Linked DNA regions of Homo sapiens: regions 1, 2, 3, 4, 5 and 7 are each linked to region 6. A link is a loop called in an ENCODE intact Hi-C map of the cell type or tissue named here. Cell type or tissue: PC-9. All regions are shown on one strand. Region 1 holds the start of LOC107987284 (a long non-coding RNA gene). Region 2 has its middle 65 kb from the start of LINC01742. Region 3 overlaps LOC105372693 (a long non-coding RNA gene). Region 4 has its middle 62 kb from the start of NKILA. Region 5 overlaps LOC124904939 (a long non-coding RNA gene). Region 6 overlaps PMEPA1 (prostate transmembrane protein, androgen induced 1). Region 7 has its middle 100 kb from the start of LINC01742.

Region 1 (4,000 bases), 440 kb before region 6:
GAGCTGCAGCGCTGGGAGAGCGGGAGAGCCAAGCTGCCTTTATTTTTATCGATTGCCCTTTTCCCCAAACCTGCCATTTGCATCTCACCTGCCATATCGTGCCATTATTTACTTAATCCTTTCTTTTACATTTACACACTTTTGAAAACATACAGTTATTTTAAAAAGGAAGCTTCAAGTCATGACCATAAGTGAAAAACCAGTGCCATTTGACCTATGTGGAAGGCAATGGTCATAAAAATAATGAAAGCTGATGTTACGAAATTCCAGTTTGGTGCTGTAGCTGCTCACTCTCTCTATTAAAAAGGGTGGTGGCAGCACTGGGGAGGTGCTGAAAATTGACTAGTCCCCACTGGGGACTCTCCTGGGCCAAGCAAAGGACTAAAAAGGAATAGCTCTGTCAGCGTGTGTATCTGTGGTTTTGATGCTACGTGTACCTCACAAATCACCTTGTGACCCCCCAGTTTGGGATGTGCCCTCCTTTCCAAGAACAGTTAATTCGATGGGACTGGATAGAAGGAGAAAAAAGCAGGTCTTCTTTTTTTTTGGAGATGGGGTCTCACTCTGTTACCCAGTCTGGAGTGCAGGGGCATGATCATAGCTCACTGCAGCCTCCACCTCTCTGGTTCAAGCCATTCTCCTGTCTCAGCTTTCCAAGTAGCTGCGACTACAGGCATGACCCACCATACTCAGCTAATTTCAACATTTTTCTTGCTGTGTTACCTAGGCTTGTCTTGAACTCCTGGGCTCAAGCAATCCTCCCTCCTCAGCCTCCCAAGGTGCTGGGATTACAGGCATGAGCCTCTGTGCCTGGCCAAAAGTAGGTCTTCCTGAAGTCAGCACAGTTTAGAAGTCAGTCTTCAATCTTCCAAATACCACAATTTTTCTTTAAATAAACATGCATTCAGAGGAGAACTCAAATGGAAGAAAAACATGCATAATCCTACCAGTAAATTTTCCAAAACTCCTAATGCAGTTTTTTATGACTTGAACTTATCAATATAGTATTTTGAGATGCACTGAAATATTTAGAGAAATTTGGTTGTAACCAATGACAACTAAATACACTTGCCTGTTTTTTCAAAAAAATAAAGGAGTAATAATTTGGTGAAGTTTTCAGAGTGGTTGCCAGTCACTGCTAGGAAAGATGTCGTTAGCTTCTGGCAAGTCAGAAAAGTAGGATGAAGAATCTGATCTTGAAATATCTTCTTTTTTTTTTCTTTTTCATCTTGCTGCTTTTCTTCCCGACACTAAAAGATTTGTCTTCCTGACAAATTGATGTAGAAAGCAGCACACCTGTGACCCAAAGAGAAACTTGAAAATGTGTGTCCTTACCATGCGTTCAGATATTGTAGCTTTAGTGTAAGTTTTAGAAACGATTTCAGTAAAACATGCCTCTTCTAGGTCATCCTGGGATCAGCTCAGGGTGAGGCCCTGGGGAACACAGGATGTGGTCTGTGAACAAAAGGAATATTTGTGCCCGCAATTGACTGCAGTGGGGAAGGGCTCTGATTTCAAACAGAATATTTCAAAAGGCATTGCTTACTCTTGGTCTTAGAGCTATGCTCTGACTGGCTGTATTCCAAAGAAGTCCAGAAAGAGAAGGCGATATTTCAAAGTATTATTTCTTTGTTGCATTCTTCACTCCCTGTAATCACATGTTTCTGTGTATTATCATGTGTTTAATGTCTGTCTGGCCAGCTGCTCTCCATAAGGGCAGGGCTCTTCTCTTGCCCACAGTGCCTCACTCTGCCTGGCACACACAGCAGAACGAAAGAAAAATGGAAATGAAGGTTTATATCCCAAGATATAAATACATAAAACAAACGAGTGTGTTCTGAGTGATTAGCTTGATAATTGCAGACAGTGCGTCAGCCTTCCTGTGGTCTCCTGAGGACAGTTCGGTAGCTAAAAATCTCCCAGCGTTGTCAAAAGCAAGTGCCCTAATTAAGTTAATTCAACTAAGGCAAAGAAGGGAGGAAAGACGGCTGCAGTTTTTTGCAAAGGAATCAAGGGGGATGGAAATAAGAAAATAATTCGCTAGGGGAATAAAAACTGCAAGCCCATCTGAATGAGATTCTCATTTTCTCATACCAGCTTCCCCTCGAGAAGCCAAGTTCCAAGCCATCCGCAAAATGATCACTCAGCATCCACCGGACAGATTGGTGGGGGCCGGTGGGGGGAGGAGGAAGGAGGAAGCAAAGAGACAACACCAGCACCACTCACTGGCTCTCTCACTCTCCGCATTCAACAAGTCCGGAAGGATTTGGTTGCCTGGTACAAAGCCTTTCAGGGAGAAAGTTTGAAAGGCCTTTGGAAATGTTTAGAAGCTCTTCTAAGATGGCATTTTAAAAATTACTTATTTGGATAAAATATGGCATTTCATAGTTCCATTTTGAACATATTTGGAATAAGTAAAGACAAAAAAGAAAGAAAAGAAACAGGAATTTGGATTCTCAGGGGAAGTGGACCGAGATGCTCACCCTTCCCTGCTTCAGTGAGGCCTGGGGAGCCATCAGGGGCCTGTGGACATCGTTCTGGATGAGTTTTGTTCATTTTGCACGAGGTCTAAAAACAAAAGCAAAACAATTGTGCTTTGAACCTGAAGGCAGCTCCTATTTCTTTCTGTGCCGCTCCTCCCTCCTGCGTCCTGGATCTGAGTGTGGGTTTCATCTGCGGCTTAGCAGTGGCGCATGCTGAGCGCGTCCTTTCATCCGTCTGACCCTCAGTATGCTCAGCTGTCTAGTGGGGATGGTGAGAGCCCTGGCTCGCAGCTCAGAGACTGCTATAGAACGGAATGCGGTGAGGTTTGTGAAGCCGTCACTCAGAGCCATGGCCAGCCACTTCTTAGCTGGGATTACAGCTCCGGCAGTCTTGCCACTTCTGGTAACTGATTGTGGAATTGACCTTCAGAAGAAGACGTATGGAGGGAAAGGGAACACAGAGGAGACACAACCCAAAACAGAAATGTGAAAATACGCCTCAGTTTTCTGTTGCAATTATTAGCGCAATAGCTCATACTGAGCCTCTGCCTCAAACTACAAAGCACTGTAACCCATTATCTCGGGCATGTGTGTGCGTACATGCACAATCATTCCTACTTTATACACCAGGACACTCAGACTCAGAGAGGTGAACTTACTTGCCTGAGGATCCACAGCTAGCTGGTTGAATTGTACCTTAGACGCCAGCTTTCCCGGCTCCTTACTCCCGCCGATCCCAGGACACCCCTGACAAGGGTGGCAGTCTGATTTCCTGAAGACAGGAGCTCAGAGGAAGATTAGTTTGCTTTAAAGGGGAAAAAAAAAGAAGCTGACAGTTTGGGGGCACTGGCATTTTGGCTGCAGATTTATACATGCGGCACAAGCCCTCAGGGAATCGGCTTAGAAATCCAAGGCGCATTTGTCAGTTAAATCCAAAGGGAGAGGAGAAAGATCTTAGTCCCTGCCCTAGCGGTGCTCTGTGTGTTGTAGGAAAGGAAAGATGTGGTCATGGAGGCAACAGGGGAGCAGGGGACAGGGTGGGGTGGCGCCAAGACGGGCTGTCCTGAGATGGAGGTGAGTGAGTGGTGGGTGGGACCCCGGGAGGCCAGGCTGTCTGCAGCTGGTGGCGCAGGCCTGAACTGGGCCAGATGAGAGGAGAGCGCTGGAGACGGCTGCGGAGGGCCAGGCAGGCCCCCAGCCAGAAGTGGGGGCCTCTGCTTGGGCGGCAGCTCCCCCTCCCTTCCTCGTGGTTGGCTGCTGAAGTTCCATGGCAACCCTCCTAGCCTGCACACGATCCCCTGTGGGTGCAGCAAAAAACCTTAAGGAACTTTGGCTCAATGAGATCCTTATTCACAGCTCAGAAGTCAAAACTTGAGTTTTGAGAGGGATTGGGAGGAAGAGCTGCACTTTTAGACTCACTTGTCCTTACCTTGAATTTCTTTCCAAGGTTGGCAGGTGGAGGCCAATGGGGTGATTCTGACCCGATATGATATTGTGCGCGATCAGCCTGCCAGTCA
Region 2 (4,000 bases), 250 kb before region 6:
ATGAGCCCGTACAGGATGCTGGCACCTATTGATCAGAGTGACGTTGGTTCACGTCTGCTCAAAGAGGTTAATGTCCTTCTTTTGACAACTCATTTAGCAGGGACAAGGTGCCTACCTGATGATGGCAGGCTGCTCACTGGGCCCCTCCCCTAGATCCATATAGCACCCTTTGTGCTTTCACTGTGCCAGGATTTGAGAAAGGGGCTGCTTTGCCTTTCCCTGTCATTCCCTGTGATGGCAGCGGGTCTACACTTGACATGAGCACAGCCCATGTATGGGTGCTTGCCCCTTCCGCAGAGGAGGAGTGTGGGTTCAGGCAGACAGCAATGCTGAGAGGGACCTTCCACAGTTTCTCAGGGCAGGGAACAGCTACCACACTCTTCACCAGAGGACAGAAACAGAAACTCTGTTCATGAATCCGTGCATTTCTGTTGAGGGCTCCCAAAGATACAAGACGCCAAGATACAAATCTGTGATGAAAAAGGGAAGATATTTAGGGAGCGGTCAGGGAGCTCCTAGGAGCCCCAAACCACAGCACCCAGAACTGCCTACTTTGCTGACGCGCTTGAACGCCACCTCTCATTCTCATTCTCTTGCCTGTATCTTTAGCCCCAAAATCCTAGGAAAGGGAGGGCATGGTTCTCACTCTCATTGCCACTGGCAGAAATCTCCCCTAACCCAGCCCACCAAATGCTGTTGAGAGCTCTCTGGGCACCAGCCCTGCCCTGGGCTTTGGGGATGTGCAGATGGACACACAACTACTGCGGCCTTCAGGGAGCTCTTGGACCAGCAGGGAGTCAAGGCAAGCTCCCAGAGCAGCCCATAAGAGAGGCCCCTCCTAGAGTGGTGGGCTCTGGTTAATGGAGGGATTGAGCATGGGGAAGGGGTACCCAGTATTGTCCCCACCCCCTCACTCCTGTTTGCCAGTATCCTGGCTCTTTCTTCAGGAAACTACCCTTCCCCATTTCGTGAAGGTGGTTGGGGGTCAGGCGAATGTGTGTGCAAAGTGCTACCAATTAGAACCTCCAACTCCAAACCCCAGGCCAGACCCAATTCATGTCCTTTCCTGAGACTTCCATACTTGGACACTGAGAGATAGAAGTTCTTTCTAGTGTTTAGAGCCCAAGGATATGGGACGCACAATGTCTGTGCCCATGTGCCCCTGTACAGTGGGCTGGGCCTACTCACAGAGAATCAGAGCAGAGAGAGAGAAAGAGCATACCCTAATAGCATCCACCGAGCTCCTAGATCAAACCATGCCTGAAGGTCTCCCTCTGGATTCTTCAATTATGTGTGCCAATAAATTGTCCTGTTCTTTATTTTTTTAAAAATCATGGTGAGTTAATTTTCTGTCTCTTGCAATGGAGAGACTCCTGATTGACATAGGGGACCTAAGTGAGCTTTGTGGAGACATGTCATTTGGATGGGCCTTTAAAACAGTGGAGATTTGGGTAGGGATGAGAGCATCCAGACAGAGAGTAACTGAAGCCAAGATGTGGACAGGGAAAGTGGAGGGAGAGTACAGGGGAGTCCCTGCCTTTGTTCGCCATGGTATCTCTTGTGGCTCAGTATAGCTGATGCACAAAATCAACAAATGACAAGGCTTTAGTTGAACATGGAATGTGATTTGATGACTGTGTATAGATAAATCTGGAAAGGCAGGTTTAGAAACCTCAGGCGTCTCAATCACTCCCAGTGAATTAGCTCAGAGAGCAAAACAGTTAATGGGCTCCACGGCCAAAGGCATAAACACCAAGCTTTGGTTTCTCTCAGAAACTGCCTAGGATTTGGGATCTGCACAACAACACACCTGACTCCCTCCCACACTCATGCATCTTCCTTTCAGGACAAAAATCTCACTTTCAATCAATAATTACATCCTCACCTGACATGAATGCAAATGCAACTCTAAGTCAGCTTTTTCGTGCCAGGAGCCACAGTGGGAAATTGTTTCTCCGCTCTATTCATGGCTTTTGGAAATGGCCCCGAGACAGAGACCGTTCCATCCATAAGGATGTCAGGAAGGAGTTATTGTCTATGCACCGAAAGGCTGAAATTTCAGCAATTGCTCGATGATCTAATCTGGAGTGAAGCTCCTCTTTCCCCACCAGGATGGTGTTGAGCACTTTTGAAATGCTAATGTTTTCAGATCCAGACCCTTCGTTTTCAGTATCTCAGATGCCATAGTAAATTCAGGCGTCAGTGCCTATTGATTTTACAATTTCCTTGTTTCCTTCCCCGAACCCCTGCAATGTGTATTTGATTTTATTTATGAAAGACTCAACCTCGGTAGACAGTGGACTCAGGGCCTGCCCATAACTTATATCAGCCCAGAGCTGCAGGCCCGAACTTGCTGGTCTCCAGGGGTCCGGCCTCCCTCTCTGGACCGCAGGTGGGCATTGCTCCTCTCACCCTGCATTCTCTCTGCAACCTCCAGGGGTCTGAAGGGACCCAAAATGAACAAGACTAGGTTCCCCTTGCAGGAACTCACTGTCCATTTGGAGAGGAAGATGCGGGAACACAAAGCAGTGGGGTCAGTTTTACAAAAGGGATAGTGAGATGTAGGGGGAAGGGACAACTGCCTGGGTGCTCAGAGGGCTCTGCGAAGGCGGTGAGAATACATTCCCTCGATGAGCTCGTGTCCCCTGCCAGCTTCTGTGCAGGATGCTGCACACGCATTACCTCATTTGACCCCTGACACAACCCCACGGGGTAGATTCACCATCCCCATTTTACAGATAAAGAAACTGAGGCTCAGAGAGGCGATGCAACTTACCTGAGACTCAGCAACGACAGAATTTGCACCCAGATCTCTAAGACTCCAAGGTCAGTGTTCCGAGTAAGTACTTTATTCTTAAGTTTTTAAATTATTTAAAAAATCACCACTTAATCACCAGTGTCACTCAGGCCTTCAGTGCCGCCTGGCAGATCAGCCCCACCCTGGCTGGTTTCCTCTCCCACGCTCTTAGACTGCTATTTCCTGCCGTCTTCTCCAAGCTGCCTCTCTGCTTCCCACTGTGGGCCTTGTTTCCCATATCACTGGGAAAACAGAGCCATGTGAGAGAATTTCTGTGTCCCTCTCTTTCCAAAAGCCCAGACCCTGTTTCCACCTGGGTCCTACCTCCCCTCGGGCACCAGTTATTTTCCCTCTGCCTCTGGACCCACAGACTCGACCCCCACCCCACCCATGCTGCCGGCTTATCTGAATTAGCAACAAAGATGATGGAAAGTTCTCTCTGCTTTTCAAGAAAAACCCTCTTGCTTGACTCTTGTGGATGCCTGAGTGTTGGCTCAATCCACAGCCTAGACTGACACTCCTGATGCCCCCACCAAACCTCCCATGCCCCAGCTCCCCCGAACCTCCTGTGGTCCAGCCCCACAAAACCTCCCATGCCCCAGCTCCCCTGAACCTCCCGTGCTCCAGCCCCACCAAACCTCCCATGCCCCACCAATGCAAATCCCATTCTTCCTGTTTCTCTTGCCTTGGGGTCCTCCTTGACCTCTCACACTTTCTCTTTCTTCCTCCCCCAACATCTGATCCATCCACAAATCCGATCAGTTCCATCAACCACCTCTCACCCCCTCCACCTCTGCTAAATTGGTTCAGGTCATCAAACTTCCCTGGGGTGACTGTCACTGTGCTGAGCTGCCCCTCTGCCCACCCCGCTCACCAGGCTGTAGCCCACAGCAGCCAAAGGTCTGTGAAAGTATAAGCCTCACCTTGTCGCTGATTTGCTCAAGATCTTCCCATTGTTTTTTTCTCACCAAAAATAAAAGCCTAAGACTCTCCAAGGTCCACAAGTCTCTTTAGGTTTGATCGAGCTATCTCACTCCCTCCACACAACTTCACTGGCTGAACTGTCCTTTGCCTTCAAAAGAATACACTTCTCTACAGCACTTTGAGAAAGCCATGTCTGCATCAGCGTCAGCTTGTTCATTCATTTGCTGCTCATCTCCTGACACTATAATGTAAATACCTGGCATGAGGAATTGGATTTTG
Region 3 (4,000 bases), 300 kb before region 6:
TTTCCTTTCTTGTCTTGAAAGCATCAACATGATGCTTCAAGCTGCAGCAGGTCATCCTGAGGCCATAAGGCCACCAACCTGAGGACAGAAAGTGGAAGTGCTTAGAATTCTAGAGGGGAAGGCAGGGAGAGCCTCTGTCCCTGCCGGCATGGCCAAGCCATGCCCCAGCCACACAGCACCCACCCCTCCCTGCTCGTTGTGTGAGAACAATAAACTTCTATTTGTTTAAGCCACTGTTAGTTGGGTTTCTGATACCTGCAGCCCAAAGCATTCCAATCTAATACAGAATTTAGTACATTTTATCTGGAAGGTCCTGGAAAATCTAGGCAGAGGGGGTAATAAAAAAAATGCACAAAGTCCCTTGTCCTCTAAGGTCTATAGTCAGGGGACATGTAGCCTGGAACTGTTGTCACTCATTTGTGTCCTTCTATCCTGGTAGACAGACCTCCTTGCCTTTCTGGGAGCTGAACAGCTTTAGCCTCCAGGAACCCAGGGAGGTGAAATGAGACTTCTTGCACCTGCTCAGGTTCCCGACACCTCTCTGGAGCCCCATTCTCTCCTTTCACCAAGTTAAGCTGTAAGAACGCAGCACCCACAGACAGTACCTCTCCAACCTGTGTGCTATGTGGCACCCAAGCATCTTCTCAAAATGCAGATTCTGATCTAGTTGGTCCAGGCTGGGGCCTGAGAGTCTGCATTTCTAAAAGGTTCACAGATGGTGCTGATACTGCTGACCTGGGGACCACACTTTGAGTAGCAAGGTTGTGGAGGGTGGCCAGCTGCTTCTAGGACTATCCTGCTGTGGTCAGTACTGCCCTTCTACCCTTGGAAGCAAAGTCCAGTCGAGTATTCTTTACTCCAGCCCACCTAGCTGGAATGCCCACGTTCTGATTTTTTAAAATTATGCCCTTCTGCAGTCGGATGGGACTTCTCAATTTTGGATTCAAAATCAACTCCCTGGGCTTTGCATAGACTCAGAGTGACCAAGTGTCCTGGTTTGCCCAGAATGAAGGGCTCCTGGGGATGTGGGACTTTTCAGTACCAAAACCAGGAAAGTCCCCTGTGAACCGAGAAGAGCTGATCATCCTATATAGGTTGAAGGCTGTTCAATTAGAGGGAAGGCAAGATGACTCAGGAAGGCCTTGGCACCCAACAGTGTGAGCGCCCAGTGGTATCAGCCAGGGCTTAGTGAGCACCAGGCTAAGTGTGGGCATTAGTCACAGTGCTCCACGCCAGTGAAGTGCGGCAAGCCTACTCTTTGGGATTTTCTCTGTCATCCCAGACCTGGGTCTGGAGGCTTGGATTGTGGGGAACAGAAACAGCGAGCTCCCCACCTCCCTGGCCTTGCTGTTGCCATGTGGGGCTGGAGAAGGCCACGCTGTCACAACTCCTCATGAAGCAGTGAAGACTTGGGCTGGGACAGAATGAGGTCATGGGTCCTGGGCACCTCCTGGGTTTGCTGGGGCCTCCCCCGCCTTCCACCAGCCCTAGGCGGTTAATGACTCGCTCAGCTCCTTAACTAAAAAAATGTGTGCTGGCTCCCAGCTGAATGCCTTTAATTTGTCTCATTTGTGCCTGAAGCACTGGGTGTGGACAAACCGAAGTTAAGCAAAAAGGCTATTACCATAATGCGATGGCCCTCTGGCAACGTCTCTTCTGAAACTCCGTCCTCTCCCTAACAAGACAGGCTGGCAAGGAGGGCATGCTAACTCCAAGCACTGGCCCGCCTCTGCCTGTGGACTGGTTTTATTTTGTGGCTCTTAATAGTGGTTTTGTGGTTTTAAGAAGTGGCTGACCTTTAAAAATGGGAAGATTTCAAATAAAAATGTATATTTCTAATCACTCTTAAAAAATCCAGCAGCACTGAATCCACCTTCTGACATAGGAACAATTAGCTGGGGAACAAGGACAGGCTGCCCTGGTGGGTGCAGTGGGGGTAGGGTGGGGTGGGAGTCCCTCAGGCAGCCTGGCCCCTGTGACTTGGCGCAGGTGCTTTTCCAAATCATTTCTTGTCTTATTTTATTAAGTGAGAAATACTAAGGATGCTATTCGTTCTGTTATCAGCACATTATCAGTATTGGAGTCAGTTTCAGAAGTAATTTCTGATTCACTTGCCTTCCGAAGACAGGGCTTCCCACACACGCAGGACCTTGGACCAAAGCAGGACAAGAAGCATTTGAAGTCCTGGAGTAGAACTTCAGAATTAAAGTCTTACATCATTTTCATCATTGTAAAAAAATGTGCATTCATTGTGAAAATGGGTGTGAATTTTTCATAGCAGTATTTGGAGGAACATAATGAGTAGCCGTTAAAGGAGTGACTATCCCATGTTTCCTCTGGGCATTGTAAGAAGCTCTCCAGAAAACGTGAGCCAGCAGCTCTGACGTCTTTCCCGATGCAGTTTTTCAACAGGAAATGTTCATTCAGGCATTTGTGGGGGTGATGTCTGCTCAAATAAGTGTTGCAAAGACACAGTTCTTGGAAGGCAAAACTGAAGCAAGTGAAGGATCAGGCTCATCTCATTACCTGATTTGTTATTTTTATTGTAGAAGCAAAATTTAATGGCATGAAAAATATGGTAATATACAGATACATGAAAATTAACAGGTTATAAAACCATACACAGTGCACGTTATCATTACAAGTAGGTGTATATTTAAATGTGTTTGTAAAAAGAAACATGAAAAGCTGCATGTCAAAATGCATTTAGTAGGTTTTATTGGTGGATAGTTGGATTATGTTTTCTTTTTATTCTCATTTTTTAAAGGAGCTTGATAGTCAATTCTGTTTCCCAGGTTAAGTTTCCTTCAAACTGTTCAACGGAAATTAGCAAATGCTTACCAAGGACCCAGGATGAGTCCTTAGTATGTGCCAGAGATGGTCAGGAACAACAGCTATCATAATGATGACAGCGTTATGATGACGGCATTACTAGTTAGGACTATGTTGGGCTGTATGTCAGAGAAATTGATCTTTAATCCTCCCACCTGCTTCATACCATGAAGCCCAGACACAGGCAATCCAAATAGTGGCTCCACAGTGCTACTGAAACCCAGCCACCTTCTTTCTCTCCTCTTACCCATCCTTCCACTGTGCTTTTCATCCCCACCAGAACAAAATGGCTGCTTTGTCTCCAGACATCACATCCAGAGTCCAAGAAGAAAGAAGGGAGGAAAGGAAAGAAAGGACATTCTAAAATCTTTTTTTTTTTTTTCTATTGAGGAGAGAAAGCTGCCAAAGGATTGTGACCATGGTCACATGGTCATTTCTGGTTTCCAGGAGGTCTGGGAAGGCGAACGTTGTTGAACAGGCACATCTACTAAGGTGCCTATTGTGAAACGCAATTTACTGCTTGAATAAAATTGAGATTCTGTTAGTGAAGAAGAAAAAGAAAGTGGATATTGGTGGAGGACCTTGCAGTGTTCACCCCAAATAACAATGGTGGTCATATCATTTTCTGTGAGTTTTACTGCATGCTAAGAACTGTGCTGGATGCATTAATGTTTTGTGTCAAACATTAATAACTATTATTATTATGATTTCAGACCACAGAAAAAGAAACAGAGGCTCAGAAAGGTGAAGCCAATTGCCTGAAGCCACACAGAATATCAGCTGGAGTCAGGATTCTAACACCATCCCATGTGAGTTTAGACATGTGCACGTAATCCCCAGGACATACCAAAAGAAACAGGCATTCAATATATCAAGGGATAGCCATTTCTCCCAGAGCCCAGTGGGCTGTGGCTCTTGTGTCCCTTAAGACCAGTGCTTCTCGAACTGTAATGTGCATCGGGTCACCTGGGCATCCTATTAAAATGCAGGTTATGGTTCCTGGCCGGGCCTGAGATTTTGCATTCCTAACAAGCTCCCAGGCGATGCCCATGCTTGTAGTCTGTGGACAGCACTTTGAATGCCTGAAACCACCTCCCAGACATGTCCCGCCTTCCTGGAGCTGGCCTCCTGGTTTCAGACGTGTGGGCAATTGGTGCTGAGATCATTC
Region 4 (4,000 bases), 79 kb before region 6:
TCCCATCACACCTGACCCCCACCGCAATGAGCTGTGCTTCCTGCGGTACCAGATGCAGGTCCCACACCGCCCTGGGGATTGTGGCTGCTGGAAAATGAGCCTCCCACAGGGCCCCCTTTCCACACTTGATCTTAGCCGAAAGGCTGAGAAGCGACAGGGCGCCCTAGTCCCCCTAACCATGGTGGACAGGGCACTGGGGATCTGAGCACACAGAGGGTGCCCCCCACCCCCAAGATGATGGGGAAGGAAAGCCTCCAGGGGCCCCAGAGGGCTACATCCCTGAGATGATGGGGAAGGAAAGCATCCAGGGGCCTGAAATTCCGGAGAAATTAATCCACTTATCCCGTGACCAATCGGCCCAGTTTGCCTTGGATTGAGGGGGTCCCAGGGTTGTGGGACTTTCAATACTAAAAACCAGGTCTGCCCCAGGCCCTTCTCACCCTTTTAAGCCCCAGCTCCAGGAGCTCCAGGGACTCCAGCAGGACTCACTGATTTGATTCAGGTACAGTTTGAGGAGCAGTGGGGAGCTTCCAGTAAAGAATTCTAGAAAATATATCAGTATCTTTGCAGTTCAGGTTGGCTCACAAGGAATATTTTTGGTTCTGGAAACTTAGGAAAAGATAAAACTTTGAGTTTGGTTCTATCTAGTTCAAGACTCTGACAACCTCACCGCCTCCTTCATAGAGTCAGAAAACTCACAGATCAGCCAGATGGTAACCTCACTCTCGGCAGGGGTTGCAAACTGCAGCCCAAGGGCCACGTGCAGCCCACAGCCCGTTTCTGTGCACTCCATGAGCTAAAACTAGTGTTTACATAGCTAAATGGTTGGGGGGAAAATCTAATGTCATGTGACATTTGAAAATTACATGAAGATTATTTGAAACTCAAACAGCGGAGTCAATAAATGAAGTTTTATGGGAACACGGCCATCCTTCGTTATTTGCATGTTGCCTGTGGCGGCTTCTGTCTGGCCCGCAAAGCCTAGAGTATTTTCCATCTGGGCTTTGACAGGAACATGTTTTCTGACCTCCTGCTCTTGACTTTCACCTTGCCAGCTTCTCTGTTGACATGACAGGGAGGGAAGAAAGCAAATAACATTAACTGAGCATCTACTATATCCCAAGATTTTTCATAAGCTCTGTCTCATTTAATCCTGGAACAGCCCCAGGAACCAGGCACTATTCTTGTTCTCATCTTACAGAACTGTTGTCCAGGCTGATGGTCAGTGGCACAAGCACAGCTCACTGCAGCCTAAAACTCCTGAGCTCAAGTGATCCTCCTGCCTCAGCCTCCTGAATAGCTGGGACTACAAGTGCACGCAACCATGCTCAGCTAAGCTAATTTTGCTTATTTTTGTAGAGATGGCGTCTTGCTATGTTGCCCAAGCTGATCTTGAACTCCTAGGCTCATGTGATCCTCCCAGCTTGGACTCCCAAAGCGCTGGGATTACAGGTGTGAGCCACCGCATCTGGCCCCTTTAAGTTTCTTGCACTGGAAGGAATTAATCTTGCAGACAAGACGCTGTCTGAACCCTGTAGCCTCCGGAAGAGCCACCCAACCCCCAAACTCCCAGCCAAGGAAAAGGTCCTCAGCCTGCTCTTGCCTGGGGTGGATGACTCATTTTTGAATCACAAAAACAAGCAGAGGGTAAGACGTCTGTCTGGGCTGAGCAGCTCTCATTTTGGGGTGGGGAGGGGCTGTGAGCAGGATGATGGCTCTTAGTGACATCAAGGAGCTATCAAGTGACATCAAGCAAGGATCCCAGCCTGGCCGCTTCGTCAGTACCACATCCTCCGGCACCCAGTGAGTGATCGCCCTGTGACAAAGGGCAGCTTCCCTTCTAGTAGCAGACACAGGCAAGATTCCACTCCAGTGCATTTCTCCACCCCGCAGCACCTGGGGCCTCCCCAAGCCTCCGATGCTCAGGGGCTCCCCTGGGCACTGCAGCAGCCTTCACCAGTCCTTCTCTGCCCCTCGCGCGCTCCCATCCGTTCTCCCCAGCATGCAGCTAACCTCCAAATGCTGCCTGGATACTGCTGCTCCCAGCGTAGCTCTACAGCCCACCGTTGTTCCTGGTTTGAGAACAAGTTCATTGCCCTGTTCTGCAAGACCCTGCTCATAGGGTTACCAAATAGAAAACAAGATGCCATTAAATTAGAATTTCAGATAAACAACGAGTTATTATTATCAGTAGTAGTAGTTTTTGTTTTGTTTTGTTTTTTTGAGGAAGGGTCTCACTCTTATGGCCCAGGCTGGAGTGCGGTGGTGCAATCTCGGCTCATTGCAGCCTCTGCCTCCCGGGCTCAAGCAATTCTTGTGCCTCAGCTTCCCGAGTAGCTGGGACTACAGGTGCACACCACCACGCATGGCTAATTTTTGTATTTTTAGTAGAGACAGGGTTTCACCATGTTGGCCAGGCTGGTCTCGAACTCCTGACCTCAGGTGATCCACCAGCTTTGGTCTCCCAAAGTGCTGGGATTACAGGTGTGAGCCACCACGCCCAGCCCAGTAGTAGTAGTATTTTTGAGACAGGGTCTCACTTTGTCACCAAGGCTTGGAGTGCAGCGGTGTGATCACGGGTTACTGCAGCCCGAACTCCTGGGCTCATGTGATCCTCACCTCAGCCTCCTGAGTAGCTAAGACTACAGGCATGTGCCACTCTGCCCAGCTAATTTTTAATTTTTTTTTTTAGAGATGGGGGCTCTTGCTATATTGCTAGGCTGGTCTTGAACTCCTGGGCTCAAGAGATTCTCCAACCTCATCCTCCCAAAGTGCTGGGATTCAAGGTGTGAGCCAGCATGCTGTGCTCAACAATGAATACTTTTCTAGTGTGAGTATGTATAAGTATGTCCCATACAGCACTTGAGACACACTTATACTAAAAAAGTATTTGACTTTTTCCTGAAATTCAAGTTTAACTGGGCATCCTGTATTTACATTTACTGAGTCTAGCAACCCTACCGCCCGCTCCCTAACTTCCTATCCTCCCCACATGCCCTCCTCCGAGCTCCAGCCCTCCAAGGCCTTCCTGCAGTTCTGGAACTTACCATGTCCCTTACCCCAACAGGGCCTGTGCACAGGCTCTTGCTGCTTCCTCTTGTCCTTTCCCTCCCACCCGGCCAGGCAAATTCTACTCAGCCATCAGACCTCAGCGTGACCCACTAGCCTCCACGACCCAATCAATGCCTATCTCGGACACTCACAGGACACCCCCGCCCATTCCACTGATCACAGTTGTGGTTTTACACCCAGGCACGTGCCCAGCGCTGTGAGCAGAAGTCCATGCTACAAGGGCGGGCTGTGTCTGCCTTGTTTGCTGCTGTGTCCAGCACCCAGGGCAGGGACCACCACACTGTAGACTCCCAGGAAGCAAATGTCCCATAAACAAATGAGCCAGCTCCCGGCCCAGGACTGCAGAGCCCAGTGGAAGCCCTGCCCAGCTCCAGAACCAGATTCCATAGGCTCCGAGACCTTGCGACACCCCCACGAAGCATTCCAGGTCCCTTTTTTTTTTTTTTTTGAGACAGAGTCTTGCTCTGTCACCCAGGCTGGAGTGCAGTGGCACGATTTCAGCTCACTGCAACCTCCGCCTCCCGGGTTCAAGCAATTCTCCTGCCTCAGCCTCCCGAATACCTGGGACTACAGACATCCACCACCACGCCCAGCTAATTTTTTTTTTTTTTTTGTATTTTTAGTAGAGATGGGGTTTCACCATGTTGGCCAGGCTTGTCTCAAACTTGTGCCTCAGCCTACCAAGGCGCTGGCATTACAAGTGTGAGCCACCATGCCCGGCCTCCAGATCCCTTCTTGTTTGCTGTGGGCAATAGCTTAGGAGCAGAGCCTATGTAGCAAAGCCGGTTTGGGGAAATAAAGTTTGCAAATCCTGAATAACAACCCATGGCTCTGTATCACTGTTTACAGTTTTATTTTTCGGACAGGAAAGAAACTTAGAGTTAACCATTTGGATGAACTGATAAGGCTTGGAAAATCTGTCCAGCAG
Region 5 (4,000 bases), 260 kb after region 6:
GCACCAATGTAAATGGAAAACCAGTATCACTTGCTTTGCAGATGACTCTGAAAATAAGCACAGTGGCCATCAGTCGTGTTTAGTATTGACCAGGATTTCAGATGCTGTCACAGTGTGTTCGTAAACTGCCACCTGCACACGCCAGGAGCCTGGGGCCTGCTCTCTCAGATGGAGCGGGGGGTAAGCAGGAGTTGGCCAGTATTAAAGACACATGAGCCCCCAGCTCAGCCGAGAAGAAGAGAACAATCATTGGAGACAAACAGCTATTCCCCTGGACACTGTGCCTACCACACAGGGCACCCAGTGGACTGCGATGGCCAGAGTCCCATTTCTGGCACACTCATCCAGGCCAGCCAGAGTTGGGGAGACTGGACCCCAAGAGCAGAGGTCACATCAACACCCACACCAGCCTCAGGCACGTCCCCTTGTCCCCTTGTCCTCTCCGCACAGGCAAGAGATCCCCAACCTCTGCCCTGTGCCAAGAGCATGTCCGAAATTTCACAACTACCTTTATGTGGCAGGTGCCTGGAGCTGGAGCTATCCTTCCAGCACCTACAACCACGAGGCCCCCGGGCGTCTTCCCAGAGGGAAACACTGGGTTTAAGGGCATCAGTTCAACTGTTCAACTCCCATGAAGGCAGCGTGAATGGTCTGACTCCGCTCCTGGGCAAGCACAAGAGTATGTGCCAATCGGGTGTGTGGGCTGGCCTGGCCACCAACACAGGTCTCTGGGGACGGTGGCTTGCCCGCATTCCAGAACCACAGGCTGGGGCATGCCTGCCGGGCGGCCGGCTCTCTTACCGCCAGGCAGAAGGGGACAGAAGCCCTTTGTCTTCCCGTCACATCCCAGAGTTGGCACATCCCCAGGAGCTGCGGTCACCTCCTCTTTCGCAGACAAGGTTGCCTCATGTTGCTAAGAAACAGCTTGGAGGGAGGGGAACCCAAGCTCCAGGTGGCGCTGAGGTGCCTCAGCTCTGAGCCCCTGAGCGGCTGTGGAGGGAGGGCTGGCCTCTGTTGTGTCCCCTGCTTATTGTAAAATGGGAGGTTCATAAACCACAACTCACAGAGCAGTGGAAAGGATCAAAGAGCTAATGCGTGTCCGGCACCTCGCGTAGTGTGAGCGCTCCACAAGTGTGAGCAAGGGACGTCTGGGTTGTTTTCTTTTTTCCACCTCTCAGTTTAAATAAGGTTGCTGTGAACGCTTTTCCTGCTGAGGGTTATTTCCTCAGATGCAGAACCCCGCCTCAAGATAATATTCGAGGTCGGGGGGTCAGGCAGCTGCGTGGGGCTTTTTCCATGCAGACAGAAGCATCTTCAAAATCGGAATCTGTTTACAGCAAAGGGATGTGTTATTTTCCCCGCATCCTTTGCAGCACTGGGCTTGTTTTATCGATTTTTTTTTCTCATTCGATCAGCAAGGCTGTGCATTCCTCCGTGTACTGTTTAACTGTCTGTATTTCCTGAGGGATTCATGGTTTGTTCACTGCCTTTGATTGTTTTTCAGGTGGTGTCTGGGACAGTGCCTGGTGCTGTCAGCTGGAGCTGGCAGGCCCACATTGGAAGCATCTTCTAAGTAGGAAGGGGAGACAAGGGCTTGAAGCTGGGGGAGATGGGGAAAGCCTCCCGCCCCATCCACGCCATTCCTGCCTTCCCCTCGTCCTGGGTATTTTGGAGCCTGCCAGCTGAGGAGTGCTCTCCCAGGGTTGGGACTGCAGGCGCCTGACAAACTGAAGAGCACTGAAGCTGGAGATGCAAAGAAGAGGGAGCATTGACTATGTTCTTGGAGCAACGAGCAAGTCAGTGAGGCACGCGTGTGACAGGTGCCTTTCCTGAACCCAGCAATCCTCCTCCCCTTTCCCTGGCTCTCCTGGGAACTCCTAATGAAGTCAGAATAAGCCACTCCATCAATTTATGATCCCCAGATGACTGTGTCCCTTTGCTCCTTAATCACTCAGGTACCCAGATTCTCTATTAGCAAGAAGCCCAGAACCCCCTTCTCGAGTCCTCTCTCGTTTTCAATCTTCCAAGGACACCGAAGTCTTCCTTAACCCACTGCTGGGGGTTGACTGCCGAAGGTCACTGATGCCGGGGCATCTTGCCACCACATGGGGGCACTGCCAAAGATGTGTGCAGAATAGTCCTGCAGACACTGCGCTCGGCAGCGGAGCTCATGCTAGGCGAACCCTTGCCTGGGTGTTGGAGGTCACCCACACTTGAGACTTGAGTTTACAGCTCTCATGGGTCACTCTTAAATACTCAGAGCAGAATGCCAAGTGACTCCTCATCCATGCTCCATGCACCCTGGATCCCAGAACGGGGCACATCACTTTCCTCCACCACTGTCGCCCTGCTCGCCACCACCTCCTCCCGCTAGGCCGGGCTTTCTCAACCGCCACCCCTTTGACATTTGGGGCCAGATCTTTCTCCGCTGTGGGGACATGGCAGGATGCTTGGCAGCACCCCTGGCCTCTGCCTATCAGGTGCCTGTAGCACACCACCACTATGACAAGAAAAAATGTCTCTAGACATTGCCCAACATCCCCTGAGGAGCAGAATGGCCCCAGTGGAGAGCCAGTGCCCTAGACTATTGGGGTACCACCCCTCCACGCTGGCCTGGACCCCCTCTACACTGGCCTAGACCCTCTCAACACTGGCCTGAACCCCCTTCATGCTGGCCTGGACCCCCTCCAACTGGCCTGGACTCCCTCCCCTGGCCCCTTGCCTCCCTTTCTTGACATCACAGTAGGGGTGAGCTTTAAAAAAACCACACAGCTCGTGATGCATGTCACGCTAGGTTCAAAAGCGCTGGGTGGTTTCTCTTGGTATTTGAGATCCACACCTCTGCCTTAGTGCCCGGGCCCTGCAGGGCCTGACCTCACCCCTGTCTCCAGCTTGACTGGCTCCCACACCAGGCACAAGAGCCCTGGCTGTGACATCAGCACGCTCTGTCCTCTCTGCCTTAAGCCCTGTTCAGTCTGTCGCTGCATTCCAGGCCCTTCCACACCCCAGGGGCCTGCAGAGGCCCTGGGACCCCGCCCCTGGTGTTGCCCACTCTACTACGCCTCTTGGTCCATCTGCCTGATTTATGCCTTCATTACCTTTCCTTAGTTATATCCGGTTTCTGTTTTATTAGTTTATTTTTATTGTATTTACTTCTGTCATTCCCATTAGACTGTCAGCTCCGTGAAGGCAGGGGCCTGTCTTGTTCCCTGCCGTATCCCCAGAGTCTAGAACGGCACCTGGGTTGTGGGAGGCACCCAGAAAACACCAGGTCCCTGAAGGAATGAATGAAATGGGAGTGGGCTTCTCTTGTCCTGGAAATGGGCCTTGTCCCCCACATGGCTGTGGAGCTGCAGAGGGGGAGGCTGGAACTACTGTCCTATGGGCCCCTGTGGGCTCAAGAATCCTGCACTCAGCCTAGGACCTGCAGGCTTCGTGTCTCTGGCTCTTGGGAAACAGGTGGAAACTTCCTTCCCGAGAGCCGGAAGCAGCCGCAGGCCCCGCCACACCCAGCCCTGGCCCAGCTCAAGGCGAGGCCCTGGGTCTAAATATAGAAAGTGGGTTGTGAGAGGGCGGGTTTCTTCTCTGGTGAGAGGAAGTGGCTGCTCTGATTAAAACCGGGGTTTGTTCACCCCTCATTGAGACAGTCCTCCCCACCAGCCAGGAAGAAAGGAAATGTGGCAAAATGAACCCAGCCAATGGGGCCTTCCAAAAAGGCCCGGAGAAAGCACCCGGGGGGCAGATGGTCTCTTGTTCCTCCCTGGGGAATGGCTGGGAACCCTGCAGTGAGACACAGGGGCTGCGTGTCCCTGAGCCAACTCTAGCCGCTCTGGGTCTCAGTTTGAAAAAAAAGGGATTGGCCAGATTTGATTTTCAAAGCTGATGTTACCTGGTATTGCCTGAATCAGGAGCTCTCTGAGTCTCAGTTTCCCTATCTGCAGAATGGGTTGATGATGACCATGCCTGTAACAGAACGGCTAGTAGGATTCAAGGAGGCAGT
Region 6 (4,000 bases):
TGGGCTTGGGGCATGGCTGCTGAGGTGGGTGTTTGAAGGGCCTCATTGGAGTGAGATGGGCTGACAGGCAGTGGTCCCTCTCCCCTTGACTCTAGCATGCTCTGAAGAAGAAGAAGAAAAGAGCAGTGTGGCTGTGGCACCGGGATACCAGGTCACAGTCATGGCAGCCTCACTTACCGGCTTTGTGGCTCTCAGGCCTATTTTTCATCTAGAGATAGAAGTGCTGGGAAGCAGTCCTGACTTCCTCCTGTTGTGAGGGCAGCATGGACCCCCCTCCCCTTATTTCCTGAATGCCTACCATGTGCCAGGCACAGCACCACATGCAGCCCTGCAAGAGCTACTAGACTTGTCTTACATGGCGCTACATGCAACCCTCCAAGAGCTACTAGACCTGTTTTACAGATAAATAGACTGAGGCTCAGAGGGCAGAAGTCAATTGCCCAAGGGTGCATGACTCGTAATTGGCCCCACTGGATGTCCAGCCCACTGCACCCATCTGTGTCCTAGCCACCCTCCCATGTCAGTTCCAAGAAATCTATAAACCCGAAGCAAACGGTAGCACATGAGAAAACTGGAGATGGCACGTGGATGGTCATTTAAAATTTAATAGTTCCGTACTCATGTGAATGTATGTTAGGAAAAATATAACAAGCACATTGTCGATTTCGTGAGTATTATTGCTTAAGATCGGGTTAAGTAATAAGTAAACCAATTGAATATTTTATTTCAGTTGAAAAGAAAAATACTGAAGAATTTTAATGCCTTTAATGGGGTACTTGAGTATGGCAAAAATCGGGAAGGCTGAGAGTGTCATTTGGGAGCTGTGTCCCAAGTCCCTCGTGGGCCTTTAATCAGCAGTTACAGATCTGCAGCTCCTCCTGTAGGATGGAAGCACTTTGCTCTTTGGCCTTTTGAGGTCACCCAGCTATTTGAAGGTCAGGGGCAACTCGATTCTAATGAGATCAAGGTCACAGGGTCATGTTGCCCCCAGGAAAGTGGGAGATGGAGTTCTGTGGTCCAGGCTGTGGCCCTGCTGCAGGGCTGGGAGGTGGAGAGGTGTGGACAGAGAAGGACCTCCCATCCTCACCGGCAGAGAAAGCTCAGAGATGCTCCCAGCTGGTGATGAGGCTCCAGCCTGAATCTCAGCCTGCTGCTGATGATGGAGAAGCCAGCACTTCACTGAGTACTTCCTTGGTGCCCCGTCACCACCCAACACCTCCTCACAAGGCTTGCAGAAGAGCCTGCTGAGACTCAGAGTGTCTGTATCCTGCCCCAGGTCGCAGCTGTGTGGCATCCTGATCTCTGTGTATTTTAACCAAGATCTCGATGTTCCCTTTTTGTAATGGAAAAAAAAAATCTCCTTAATTTAATTGTTCTGTGATGTCTGAAATGGGTGGATATTCTGCAGAATAGGTCTGTGACTTATTATTTAGCCTCCTCATGTACCTTTTTAGCTCTGGGGAGAAAGACAATTGGAAGCAAGTGAAGAAAAGGGCTCAGGTGTGTCCCAGCCCCAGGCCTTGCAGTTACACCTGCCACCTGCTGGCCGCCACCGTCTGCTGGCCCCCACCTTCGACTTTTACTGCTAGGAAAAGTCCCGGGGCGGGGAGGTGTTGGGGAAGTTCTGCCGCCTGTCTGGCTTGTGGTTTGGCAGACCTTCCTGGATGCAGGTCTCGGATCCTGGGCTTGAGTCTCATCCTACAAGAACTAGGGGGAAAGGTCGAGGAGGCAGCTCCTGAGCCCACTGGCTCTGACTTGTGTGGGGCAGGGAGGGCACTTGGCACTCTGGGCCTGGTCTCTCTGCTCATCCTGTGGGCCTGCCTCCTACCTGACTACCTGTCTAGGAATTTTTATGGCAGCCCGCAGAGGTACTGCAGGTCGGCTGGAATGTGAGATCCTGGCCCTGGGAGGCGTGGGGTAGGCGGGCTTCAGACACAGCTCCTGGCTGCTGGGCAGGAACGCAGAGCGAGGCGGCCACTCCCGGCCTGCTCACAACATAAGCGTGAACATCGTGGTTTTGCCACTTCGGGACTTGGCTGAGTTTTGCCACGTTTCCTTATGCCCTGATTCTGCCAGGTTAATTCTGATTAGGTTTCGGTTTGACCACTGCCTGGGACACCTTGACCCACAGCAGGGATTGAGATAAACAGTTGATTATCATGAGTTGTGAAAGATGGAAAATAGTCCTATTACCAGCAGCACTTAGGCAGCCCCCTGCTCCCTGAGACATTGCTGAGTGCTGTCCTGTAGAACAGAACCCTCCCACTTAGCCTGGCCTGGATCTCTGCCTTTTCTTTCCACAATGAAGAGTATCCAGGCAAGAGGAGGTGGACGGAGGTTCCTCAGGCTCCAGGTGACCATGGCTTCCACAAGCCGCCCTGCCAGTGGCACCCGGCTGGCATGGGGTGGGACAGCCACTTGGCCTCCTCTGCATCTGGCAGCCTCAGCCCTCGAGGAATTGAATCCTCCTGGGGCCAAAAGTGGCCGTGCTCGTGACCCGCCAGCTGCAGGCCAGGTACAGACCTGGGCCCTTGGAAGGAGCAGTGGCCTGGCAGGGAGGGGCTTCAGGGGGACCGGGCTCAGGAGTACTGGGCATCCTGGTCATGAGGTGGGAGCTTCGCTCCCCTGTCTGGGCCGCCCTGTGAGTTCCTGCCACCAGCCCTGACAGACCATTGCTCACCTGCCCCCATGACTCTTCCCACACCTGGTGGGCTGTGCCTTGGTGCTTGCAGCTGCCCAAGTCCAGGGGAGGCCACACCCCATCCATAGGGAGTGAGTGGTCACCACGTAAGAGTGTCCTCGGGGTTGCGTCTCCTCTATGAGCCTCTGTTTCTTCATCTGTAAAATGGGGATTGTAATAGGCACCCACTACACAGGGGGCATCGTAAGAATTAAATGAGACAGTTTGTGGCAAGGGCTCAGCTCAGTCCTGGGTGCTTTGTAAATGCTCGAGAAACAAAGCCTGTTCTGTTTGTAAGACGTAGCCAGTATTGGAGGAGTGGTGGCTCCGTAAGCCCCGGGACCTACCCGTGAAAAGGGAGAAGAGGGTGATGGGATGTGAAAAGTTGGGAGGCTCGTCGGGGAAGGAGATGTGAGAATGAGGCCTGCAGTGTGAGTAGGAGTTCTGCCCAGGGGGAGGTTTCAGGAAGCAGCCCGTCCCAGGCACACCCAGGGTTCTGTTTCCCCTCTCTGCAGATGGAGGTAGTTGTTCAAGACCACACAGCGGGGGTGGCTTTGGAACGAGGGCTGCGGGCACCAGTGAGGTGGGTCTGAGCTCCTCTGTGAGCATGAAATGGACAGTCTGGACCGGGAGATGGTGCACCCAGCCTTAGCTCGCAGCTTCTTCCTCTGAGAGGGGTGAGAGTGAGGGTGAGGGTCCTGCCTCCCCTGTCCTATTCCCACCTCTGCTGCAACCTGTGTAACCCTCAACAGCAGAGTAATGATTTTCTTCGGGGGAAAACGTTCTCCCTACCCCATCCCTGAGGAAGCAGGAAAGGAGTTTTGGGGAGTAGGAGCTGGCATCAGCTCAGGGGAGAGGAGCGGTGCCAGTGGTGCCTGTCCCTGGGGCTGCTATAGCCTGGACACCTTCGCCCTCCTAGACCAGCCCAGAGACTGTGATTCAACTCTCAGTCAGTCTGGGGCCTTGACTGGTCCTCGGTCTGTTCCTCCTCTTTCAGAGCCTGCACAAGAACCCCTAGCGCAGCCCCTCTGCTGGAGGGACCTTCGGAAGAGTTGGGGAGAAGGAGGCTCCCCTCATGCCATGTTAATGGGAGGGGACACCAGAAGGCTGGGTGGCATTTGCCATTTTGCACAATTAGGAACCTCGCTAATGGGTAATTTTACTCAATATTTCACGCCATTCATGAACTCATCTGACACATTCATTGAGCACCTACTGTGTGGTGGGCCTAGTGTTTTGGACACACACAACCGTGAAAAAGACAGGCCAGCTCCTAGTGTGGCAGACTGGAAATCGGCCAGAAAACCAATGACTGTAGAA
Region 7 (4,000 bases), 210 kb before region 6:
CTCAAAAGACTATCTTTCATCCAGAAAGAAATCCTTCCCAGATGCAACCCTTCTTCTCTTCTCACATCTAAAACTGGGTCCCATGGCCATACCGACTTATAAGGGAGGCTTGGAAACCAAGTACAGTTGACCCTGAACAATGAGGAGTGAGGGGTGCTGACTCCCTGTGCAGTCAAAAAATTGCATATAACTTTTGACTTCCCCAAAACTTAACTATTAATAGCTTACTGTTGGCCAGAAGCCATACCCGTAACATAAACAGTTGATTAACATGTATTTGCACGTTATATGCATTCAACACCGTATTCTTACAATAAAATAAGCTAGAGAAAAGAAAATGTTGTTAAAAGACTCATAAGGAAGAGAAAATATATCTGCTATTGATTAAGTGGAAATGGATCATCCTAAAGGTCTTCATCCTACTCACAGTGAGTAGGCTCAGGAGGAGGAGGGGGAGGAGGCATTGGTCTTGCTGTCCCAGAGGTGGCAGAGAGAGAAACTCCACATATAAGTGGACCCCCCAGTTCAAACTGGTGCTGTTCAGGGGTCATCTGTATTTGATAAAGTAGAAAAGAATTGTCTTAGCTGTCTTAGACCAATCAGGACTCATTCCCTGGGACTGGGAACATCGCAGGCCCTTATGACTGGGGTTGTTTGCCTGGAAGCAGGAGGGGAGCTGGAGGGATTGGCCGTTGGGGAAGCAACTATAGGCTGTCAATAACAGCCTTTAGTTTAAAGCTGGGGAAGCAACTATAAAACAAGAGGCAAGTTTACATAAGCCAGACAACAAAACAAAGCATGGGGTGTCTTTTCAGGGAAAATCACTGGGGTTGGGGAGGTGGGGGCTCAACTCGCCACCTGCTGCACCTCTCTGTGGCCTTTCAGTACGCTGGCTCAGCACTATGCCACAGAAAGGCCCTGGATTAAGACATTGGAGGTGGGACCCCTCCAGATGCCATCACCTCTGTCCACCTGGGACAGACCAGGCAGGAGCTAGGATGCATCTCTACAGTCAAGGAAGCCACCGTGCTTAGCGCACTCACTCTGCACCCAGCGTCGAGCTGACAGGCACACACATATCCATCTATTTCTCAAAACGAATGCACGAAAAAGATGCAAATTTTCCCAGTTTTACGAATGGAGGAAAAAGGTTAGAGAAGTTAAGGGACGTGCTCAAGATTAGCTAGCAAGTAAGTGGCTGTGCTGAGAGTTGGCCAAGGTCTACAGAACTTCAGAGCTTGTTTTGGGTTTCATTTTTTCTTAAACCCTTAATACCTGTTGTTTCTCTTAGCAAGTGGACCACACACTAACTTAGCAAGGTGAAGGCATGGACAGTAAGTGGGCGCTGGGTCTCAGGGTGGACCAGGCCTTGCTCCTGGTGATGGGGGCCTCACCTAGCACACACCCCATCTCCTGTGGAGATTGCCAAGTCCCAAGGCTTCCTGCCTTCCTCAGAGGCCCTGGAATCCATTCCATCACCAAACCAGAAGCCATCCATCCAGAGGGGAATTTCATCCTAGGCAGTGGTCTGTCATCCAGGGTCAGCAACGAGGTCCCAGAGCAACGACGGAGGCTGTGGGGTGAACGAGGTATTTTAACATCAGGAGAATCCTTCCAGGCCCCATTTGGACTGAGTTCTGATGGTCTCTGAGGGGGCTGTATTTTGGGAGATCCCATCACTGTCAGGACAGGCCAAATGCCTTGGGACCTGGCAAGGCTGTGGTTCTGTGGAGCAAGAAGGGGCTACTCTGGTCCGGCTTGATTTCCTTCTGCTCTGGCCACCTAGGAAAGGCAGTTGTGTGCTAGTGAAAACCATCAGCTTTGGACCCCTGGGATCAAGGCCCCGTTCTTCCCCTCCCCAGCCACATGACCTTGGGCAAATCATTTGACCTCTCAGCCTGTTTCTTTACCTGTAGACAGGGATGGTAACAACTTCATCATTGGGAAGCTGCAAATTTAAAAGAACCAGTGGGAGAAAAGCCCTACATAGTACAGGCGTGCAATTCAGAAACTGACCAGCATTACTGCTGGGGCTGAAATGGTTGCTTGTGGTTAATCTGTGGTTAGGTAAACCATGCAATGAATCACTTAGAGCTCTTCCCCCACTCTACCCTACCTTCTCTCCTTTCTGTGCCCTTAATCCTCTCTTTTAGCCACTCCTGTGGTGCTGGTATTTGTCTCCTGGGAGGATGTGTGCTGAGTATAGTGAATAGAACCAACCCATATTCCAGAATCCTCTTCCAGAATCTTCTAGAATCTTCCAGAATCCTCTAGAACCCCAGCCCCTCTGCTCATTTGTGGTGACACCTTGGGCAAGTTTCTTTACTTCTCTGCACATCAACTTTCTTTTCTTTTAAGAGGGCAAAATGTCTCTGTTGGAGGAGCAGGAGGTTTGGAGAATGAAATGTGAGGACCCTTAAGCACCTTGCTGGCTTCCAGCCTGTCACTGAGACTCCAGCCAATCTCTCCACAGCCTTCTGCCAAACTCACACCTTGGTCAGAATTTAGGACTCAGGGACCCAGCTCTATAAGGAATTGTCAGATGGTTAGCTTGTCATAAATACGGGAGGGAGGAGAGGCCTGGGCATTTAGGAAGTTTTCCCTTCACTGTGCTCTCCAGGAAGTGGATGCCCATGCTGAGGTCCCTATGCACTGGCACTGCCTGGGACTGGGATTTGGAGATGTCAGCAGAGGAAAGCAAAGGTTCCTCTTCCAGCAAAGCATCTCCTAGCATCTCTGCACCTGTCTGAGGGCCTGGCTCTAAACCTGCTCCAGTGTGGGCTGTACAGGCAGATTTATTTGTGTGGAAAATTAAAACTTCATGTTGACTTCTGTATATTTTCCTGACTGTGTCATTCAAGGATTTGTAAAAGACCTTGAATTAAATCTGCTGTATTATGAGCTAGGGGAGGAAGACAAGAGGGAGTGATGGAGTGGGTGTGAGTTCCCTACTCTCCACAAAGCCGGTCTGCCCTGAAGTCACCAATGCATCACAGCCCAGCACGCCAGCCCAGGGACCCTTGGTCTGCCACCCTGAGACCTCCAGACATTTATTCTGTGCCCTCCATTTCTGCTTCCCTCCGACTCACCTTATGCCCCTCACACAAGGCTGGACACAATGATAACCTGTTGAATGATGATTTGGGGGTAGGGGGATGTGTACAAGACACTTTCATACGGGTGTGAAATTGCTGGAGAGAAATCCTAGGACATAGAGACAGTCTTTGTTAGTCCCACTACAAGGGCTCCAGGAATCTTACCAAAGTCTAAAGCTGTGGTAACCAGTACTTGTGGCTATTTAAATTTAAATGCATTGAAATGAAATAAAATTTAAAATTCAGTTCCTCCATCATAGATGTTTCAAGTATTCCATAGCCACCTGCGCCTGGTGGCTGCTGTCCTGGACAATATATACAGAAAGAACAGTGTCATGAGCACAGAAAGTTCTATCAGGGCTGGACACGGTAGATCACACCTATAATCCCAGCACTTTGGGAGGCTGAGGCAGGAGGATCACTTGAAGCCAGGAGTTTGAGATCAGCCAGGGCAACAAAGTGAGTCCCCATCTCTACAAAAAAAGGAAAAGAAAATTAGCCGGGCATGGTGACACATGGCTGTAGTCCCAGCTACTCGGGAGGCTGAGGTAGGAGGATCGCTGGACCCAGGAGGTTGAGGCTGCAGTGAGACAAGATTGCGCTCCAGCTCCATCAAAAAAAGAGTCGAGATTTTTTTTTGTGACAGAGCATGACCCTGTCTCAAAAAAAAAAAAAAAAAAAGAAAGAAGTTACATTGTGTTAGAGGAAAGCCCTGATTTTTTTTTTGAATTAAAGATTCTATTGGTGTTTCTTGCGTAAAAACAATGACACTATTTGTCAAACCATTTAGAAAACACAGAATAGCACAAAAGAGAGTAGAGAGGGACCCAGGTTTGGCTGCAGGCTTAGCAGCTTGCTGCACCCCAGGGCCCTCAGCACAGACCCAGGATGGGCAGAGGAGTAGA

Evidence for each region. Hi-C counts contacts between places; a loop is a spot of excess contacts. Peaks named below come from ENCODE experiments on the same cell type or tissue, not always from the same donor. Only the 100,000 strongest peaks of a DNase experiment are listed, where the experiment ranks them.
Region 1: a loop joins it to region 6, with 6 times the contacts of the local background. A loop is called at or near these places in 3 of 110 quality-filtered maps.
Region 2: a loop joins it to region 6, with 6 times the contacts of the local background. A loop is called at or near these places in 2 of 110 quality-filtered maps.
Region 3: it touches region 6 in a loop (6-fold over the local background); 5 of 110 quality-filtered maps call a loop at or near these places.
Region 4: it touches region 6 in a loop (7-fold over the local background); 4 of 110 quality-filtered maps call a loop at or near these places.
Region 5: it touches region 6 in a loop (3-fold over the local background); 2 of 110 quality-filtered maps call a loop at or near these places.
Region 7: a loop joins it to region 6, with 2.9 times the contacts of the local background. A loop is called at or near these places in 2 of 110 quality-filtered maps.

The regions. Positions count from the first base shown.
Region 1 is chr20:58,129,515-58,133,514 of GRCh38, reverse strand. LOC107987284 (a long non-coding RNA gene) reads right to left here and starts at 3,985. Exons shown (of 3, transcript XR_001754693.2): 1 at 3,913-3,985; 2 at 2,484-2,568; 3 at 1-1,753. LOC107985434 (a long non-coding RNA gene) reads left to right here. Exons shown (of 3, transcript XR_001754692.2): 3 at 2,098-3,916. In PC-9, no CTCF peak of the experiment used is centred here; DNase peaks (open chromatin) are centred at 254 and 1,504; H3K4me3 peaks cover 2,300 bases; H3K27ac peaks cover 3,453 bases.
Region 2 is chr20:57,937,319-57,941,318 of GRCh38, reverse strand. No RefSeq gene overlaps it. Among named protein-coding and RNA genes, the nearest start is that of LINC01742, 65 kb to the left of the region's middle. In PC-9, CTCF peaks have their summits at 2,231 and 2,431; a DNase peak (open chromatin) is centred at 1,628; H3K27ac peaks cover 1,623 bases.
Region 3 is chr20:57,988,944-57,992,943 of GRCh38, reverse strand. It overlaps LOC105372693 (a long non-coding RNA gene), which reads left to right. Exons shown (of 6, transcript XR_007067678.1): 3 at 3,546-3,641. Among named protein-coding and RNA genes, the nearest start is that of LINC01742, 13 kb to the left of the region's middle. In PC-9, no CTCF peak of the experiment used is centred here; DNase peaks (open chromatin) are centred at 1,163, 1,553 and 2,293; H3K27ac peaks cover 3,067 bases.
Region 4 is chr20:57,770,370-57,774,369 of GRCh38, reverse strand. No RefSeq gene overlaps it. Among named protein-coding and RNA genes, the nearest start is that of NKILA, 62 kb to the right of the region's middle. RefSeq lists enhancers at 1,334-1,975, 1,976-2,619. In PC-9, no CTCF peak of the experiment used is centred here; a DNase peak (open chromatin) is centred at 1,639.
Region 5 is chr20:57,432,654-57,436,653 of GRCh38, reverse strand. LOC124904939 (a long non-coding RNA gene) reads left to right here. Exons shown (of 2, transcript XR_007067672.1): 2 at 1,505-1,993. Among named protein-coding and RNA genes, the nearest start is that of RBM38-AS1, 42 kb to the right of the region's middle. RefSeq lists enhancers at 730-789, 2,923-3,002, 3,864-3,913. In PC-9, CTCF peaks have their summits at 984 (motif pointing right) and 2,093 (motif pointing right); DNase peaks (open chromatin) are centred at 743 and 3,533; H3K27ac peaks cover 483 bases.
Region 6 is chr20:57,691,065-57,695,064 of GRCh38, reverse strand. All of the region lies in intron 1 of PMEPA1 (prostate transmembrane protein, androgen induced 1), which reads left to right. Among named protein-coding and RNA genes, the nearest start is that of PMEPA1, 17 kb to the left of the region's middle. RefSeq lists an enhancer at 1,439-2,258. In PC-9, CTCF peaks have their summits at 1,312 and 1,515 (motif pointing left); DNase peaks (open chromatin) are centred at 344 and 1,774; H3K4me3 peaks cover 2,476 bases; H3K27ac peaks cover 4,000 bases.
Region 7 is chr20:57,900,740-57,904,739 of GRCh38, reverse strand. No RefSeq gene overlaps it. Among named protein-coding and RNA genes, the nearest start is that of LINC01742, 100 kb to the left of the region's middle. RefSeq lists an enhancer at 3,558-4,000. In PC-9, a CTCF peak has its summit at 2,001; a DNase peak (open chromatin) is centred at 2,079.